Regions from separate parts of the Mus musculus genome. Here region 2 is linked to region 1. Evidence: chromatin loops called from intact Hi-C (ENCODE). Cell type or tissue: heart. All regions are shown on one strand. Links, peaks and the distances in the headings refer to the core of each region. The heading gives the core; the rest is flanking DNA.

What was found. Hi-C counts contacts between places; a loop is a spot of excess contacts. Peaks named below come from ENCODE experiments on the same cell type or tissue, not always from the same donor. Only the 100,000 strongest peaks of a DNase experiment are listed, where the experiment ranks them.
Region 2: a loop joins it to region 1, with 7 times the contacts of the local background. A loop is called at or near these places in 40 of 42 quality-filtered maps.

The regions. Positions count from the first base shown.
Region 1 is chr16:33,949,480-33,952,294 of GRCm38, reverse strand. No RefSeq gene overlaps it. Among named protein-coding and RNA genes, the nearest start is that of Umps, 16 kb to the left of the region's middle. In heart, for the core only: CTCF peaks have their summits at 1,248 (motif pointing right) and 1,898 (motif pointing left); a DNase peak (open chromatin) is centred at 1,254.
Region 2 is chr16:33,819,290-33,822,104 of GRCm38, reverse strand. It overlaps Muc13 (mucin 13, epithelial transmembrane), which reads right to left. Exons shown (of 12, transcript NM_001382834.1): 12 at 2,176-2,815. Among named protein-coding and RNA genes, the nearest start is that of Itgb5, 9.0 kb to the left of the region's middle. In heart, for the core only: a CTCF peak has its summit at 1,140 (motif pointing left); a DNase peak (open chromatin) is centred at 1,134; H3K27me3 peaks cover 568 bases.

The sequences.
Region 1 (2,815 bases), core at 287-2,786:
GCTCACCCTGGCAGCACTTAGAGGCTTAGTCAGCAAATTGGAGGGCTACAATGCAAGACTGTCTTAAACAAAAAAAAGTTCCCAGCTAGGCATGGTGGCGCACGCCTTTAATCCCAGCACTTGGGAGGCAGAGGCAGGCGGATTTCTGATTTTAAGGCCAACCTGGTCTACAAAGTGAGTTCCAGGACATCCAGGGCTACACAGAGAAACCCTGTCTCAAAAAAAAAAAAAAAAAAAGTTCCCTTCTCCGTCCTTCAGTGCCCATCCATTTGATGGACAGATCATAAGTGGTTGTCTAACCTAGTCCATGGAGATCCTGGAGTGAGGGTTTTTGCCTTAAAACGCTTTTGTCCCCTCGAAGTGTACAGAACCAAGGGAAGAAAGCAGCAGTTGCAGAGGAAATCTGGTGCTAGGGAAGAAAGCAAGGCAGCAACATCTGTGACTGTCAGTGCCATGGCAGGAAAGCACCCTGCCCAGGGGAAGGAGCATTGTGACTGCACAGGACACAAATGGTCTCTGTAGAAGGGAACCCCTGCTAGATCTGCCAGGTCTCCATCCCTACATACCAGAACAAGACGGTTTTGTCTTGGGACCTAAAATTCAAAGGTTCTAACTTAGATGCAAAAACTTTTTTTTTTCCTATCTCCTATTTTGTTCCGTAAGAATTTTTTTAGTTAGAAAAAAAAAATCATTCAAGACAATCAATAAAATACAAAAGCCAAGTGGTCAGACCAGTCAGTAAAGTGCTTGCTTTATAATTTTTAAATTATGAGATCTGATCCTGGCATGGTAATGCACACCTGGAATCCCAGCACTCGAGGTTGGGAAGAGGACTTAGGTGAGTTCAAGACCAGCCTGGGCTACATAGTTCTAAGGAAAGTCTGAGCTATAGACTGAGGTCATGCCCCAACAAACCAAACCAGTAGAGCCACCAAGAGAATAGTGCGTGAAGCCACTTACGTTGTAAGCCTGTGGACTTGAGTTCAACATTGAACCTACCAGAGTTCAATACTGGAACCTACAAAAGGATGGAAGAACCAACTCCACAAAGTTGTCTTCATGTATGCTGTGGCAAACCTATCCCTGCCCCAAATAATTCGTGTATGTCTATGGGACCAGGTTGTGCAAGATGAGGCATTTGTAGTAGAGGGCATTGTCACCACTTTTGGCTCATTATGCAACTAACCCTAGGAATGAGGAAATCATGGTTGGTCATCTTGGGCCACAGTATCCCAGCTTATGTCAAGAACTTCCAGCAGGGGGCAGCAGGACACCACTAGGCATGTCTTCCTCTTGGTGTCACTGTGAAAACACACCTAATAACCTAGGCATTGGGTGGAAATGAGGAGTGGTAACCCTGTGTGTTAGTCTGTGGCTGAAGAGTGTCAAGTGCTCACAGTACTGCCTATAGAAAACGTGATTTGAACACGTTAGAAGAAAAGCTAAGTTTTTCCACGGTCATTCACCACCTCCTCCTCCCCCCCTCCTCCTCCTCCTCCCCCCCCCTTTAGAGAGTCTCAAAGCCATCATTTTATTGTCTTATATATTTGTAAAGGGACTTATGGTCTCCAAGTTCCACAAGAGGAAGAACACTCAGAAATCGGTTCTCTTTGTCCCACACAGTCAGCACTCACCCTAAAGCAGGCCAATCACAAAAGAGAAATTTGGTCCAATGCTCAGCCTAGGCTTGAAGTGTTGCTGTGACAGAAACCTTTAGCGAGCGGCTGAGATGCTCAACTGTTAAGATTACTGACTCCTCTTGCGCAGGATCCAGGTTCAGTCTCCAGAACACACATGATGGCTCACAACAGAGTGTAACTCTAGTTCCCAGGGACCAAATTTAACGCCCTCTTCTGGCCTCTGTGGGTACCAGACACACGTGTTGTGTTCAGACACACAGGCAAGCTAAACACTCATAATTTTTTAAAAAAATCAATTTTTCAAAAGCAGAACATTAATGAGTGAGACATTGTGAGCCCAGGGCTTAGCATCACAAGGGCCTCAGCTCGCCTGACCCTCAGCAAGCCACTTCCCTTTCCAGAGCCTACCTACTCTTCTATACTCAAAGCAATGGGTCAGGAGGCTACTGGGAGCCACTTATCTCTGAAGGGAATCTAAAGAGAGTAATGGCTCTGCAGGAAACAGTAGCTGAGATGAACTCAGGCTCTGGGCCTGGGTAGGATGTAAGGGCTCGATGAAGGAAGGTGTTGGTCAGTGTCTTAGAGTCTATATTCCTGTACAAACATCGTGACCAAGAAGCAATTTGGGGAGAAAAGGGTTTATTCAGTTTATACTCCCACATTACTATTCATCACCAAAGGAAGTCAGAATAGGAACTCGCACAGGGCAGGAACTTGGAGGCAGGAGCTGATGCAGAGGTCATGGAGGGATGCTGCTTACTGCACTACTTCCCCTGGCTTGCTCAGCTTGCTTTCTTATAAAACCCAGGACTACCAACCCAGGGATGGTCCCACCCACAATGGGCCCTCTGCCCTTGATCACTAATTAAGAAAATGCCTTACAGCTGGATCTCACGGAGGCATTTCCTCAAGGGAGGCTTCTTTGTGATAGCTCCAGCTCATGTCAAGTTGACACACAAAACCAGCCAGTACACACAGCATAAGAAACACTTCGTGTGGAAGCCACGCCCCTCCACTCACTGGCATCTGCACCATCTATTCCTGCCTAGCTTTACTAATGCAGAACATAGGTGGGAAACACGTGTGGTCTGGACAGTGTCTATCTAGAACTCTAAGCAAAACCAGGGAGGCCCAATGGTACCTGCTCAGCACCGTAATTACCCACGCACATCAGG
Region 2 (2,815 bases), core at 129-2,628, 130 kb after region 1:
ATGTAAATAACTTTATGTCTCTTTTTAAATTACCACTAAATGAAATAGTTTTTATTTATTTATTTATTTATTTATTTATTTTGGTTTTTTGAGACAGGGTTTCTCTGTATAGCCCTGGCTGTCCTGGGACTCACTTTGTAGACCAGGCTGGCCTTGAACTCAGAAATCTGCCTGCCTCTGCCTCCCGAGTGCTGGGATTAAAGGTGTGCGCTACCACTGCCCAACAAACAAACTGTTTATTATCTACACGGTTGTACTCAGTACCACTGATGCGACAGTGACATTGCTCAGTACTGGGGATGTAGCCCCACAATGGAGTTAGAGCTTCGTGAAAATGGCTGACGCACCAGCTTCAACCCGTAGCACCAAGAACACTCAGTTATAGTAGAAGACCAATAAAGGAGACACTGAAGGCTCTCTAATGCCCAAGTAAAAAGGATGCAAATATTTCAACAGAATCCAGCCAAGCCAGGCACTCTAGTTGTAGTCTAGGTACACGCCTGACATCCCAACAACTAGAGTTAGAGGTAGGACTTATCTATCACAGGTTCAAGACCAGCCTGAACATGCATGGAAAGTGGCAGGATACCACAGTTGATATAGTAAGACCCTGGCTAAAAACAAGAATAAAAACACAACAACTACAAAGTGGGTTGGGGCCGCAGCTCAGTTGTGCAGTGTTTGTTTAGCATGTGAAGGCCTGAGTTTGATCCCCACAACTGCGTTCATTCTGACTAAGGGCCCAAACACGGCTCAATGGGCAGAAGTACTTGCCTGGAAAGTCTGAAAATTATGAGTTTAATACCTTAAGTTCACAGTGGAAAGAGACAACTGAGTCCCCAAACAAGTGCTCTGACCTTCACATGCATGCTGGGGTACTGGAGCATGCGCTCACATGCATGCGCGTGCGCAATCTTCCCCTCTCCCCTGCCCCCTATCCCGCTTAAAAAATAAAGTCAATGATTATACTTGGCTGTGATGTTCCCAAGTAAGACCCTGTTCTCAAACAAACAACAAGCAAAAAAAAAAAAAAAAAAAGCAAGAAAGCAAGCAAGGAAGTCAGCAGTCAGAAAGAAGCCTCTATGAAAGAATAGCGCTAGTCGCACTTTCCCGCAAATTATAGGAGACAGCGCCATCTACTGACCATGAAATTTGCTGGCCTGTGGCAATAAGCTAGAACGGAGGGAAGCTGTACCTCACCAGAGTGCTTAGGGTAGAAGGTGTGGTTAGGAAAACCCCGCCAGAGGGAGGAATGGTTTCCTGATCTATTCAGATAATTTTTTTTTTTCTTGAATGTGCTGGTATCTGAACGTCTGGGTCCCATCTACGTTAATCCGCTTTCCATCGCCAAAACAAACACTCTCAACAAGCTAAAATTGCACAGTTTACCAATATAGGTGCTCAGAATAAGTCAGCCTCCACTGGGATGGCCTGGCCAATCCCTGGATCCAAGACTGGGATCCCTCGGCCTGGACACTTGTCATGGAGTTGTGTTTGAGGGATAGAAGCCAACATGGTCTACGACATGTTAAAATGTTGTCTTGGGTGATGGAAAATCCCTGGTGAAGGTAGCAAATGTCGGGCAGGTCACTCCAGGGTGTCAAGTCACATTTTCTGTTTAAAATGAGACTCAAGGGGGAGCCAGGGAGATGGCTCAGCAGTGAAGAGTACTTACTGCTCCTGCAGTTCGGCAGTAGGCAATATGTACTGAGCACCTGAGCTCTCAGCATCCGAATCAGAATCAGGCAGCTCACATCTGCCTTGACTCCAGCTCTCGGGGGTCTGATGCCTCTGACCCTCAAAGCCAACTACATCTGCACATATAAAATAAAAAAAAAAATAAAACATCTACACCTACTTTAAAATTAAAAGAAAAAATCTTTAAACATGAAATGAGACTTGTGCTAGGAACTAGGACTGGCTTGTTTTCGAGGGTGCTTGCCTGGCATGCATGAAGCCCTGATATACCCAGTATCATCCCTACCAACCACATACACCAGGCATGGTGGCACACACCTGTAAACCCCACACTAGCGATGCAGAGACAGCTCTGGTGAGGCAGAGGTAGGAAGAACAGAAATTTCAGGTCATCTCCTGCTGTGTAAAATGTTCGAAGCCAGCCTGGGATATGTGAGACTCACTACTGCGAGCCTCCCAACACAAGAAAGGACACTATCCACCAAATATATTTTATTAAAGCATTGCCTTCCACAATGAACAATTAAGAACAAATAATAACAAAAATACCTTTCGAGAGGACCAGACGTCAGACAGACACGAGGGCACAATTAACATTTAAAAAGACAGATGATGGATGTATTTATATTTATCGTGTGTGTGTGTGTGTGTGTGTGTGTGTGTGTGTGTGTGTGTGGCCACTGCTAAGCCTCCATCATGGAGCAGAGGTTCAGTGAAGCATCATTGAGTGGACACCAGGCTCCTCTGTCAGAGTTCCAGATAGAAGGCCTGTGCTGTCACAGGGGCTTCACACTGACTGCTGCTTTTGTGGCTTTCCCAGGATCTATGTCTTGGGGATGGCAGCACCGGAGAGTACCCATTTGCTGCCTGAGGAGGGACATCATCAAGGGAGAAGACGCCACCTGCTACCTTCTCCCTCCCTCAGCCTTCCGGCATAGCTTCCTTGGCCTCTCTCTACCTCCTATGCTCCTGTTTCTCCTCCCTGCTTTCCTACCAACTAACATCTCAAAGACTTGAATGTCCCCACAGAGGACAGAGCCAGTCCAAGCCTTCTTATTGTCATTTGCCTGGGTCCCCAAAGTCCTCCTGAGAAAGCTGGGACATGCTTCCATCTCTT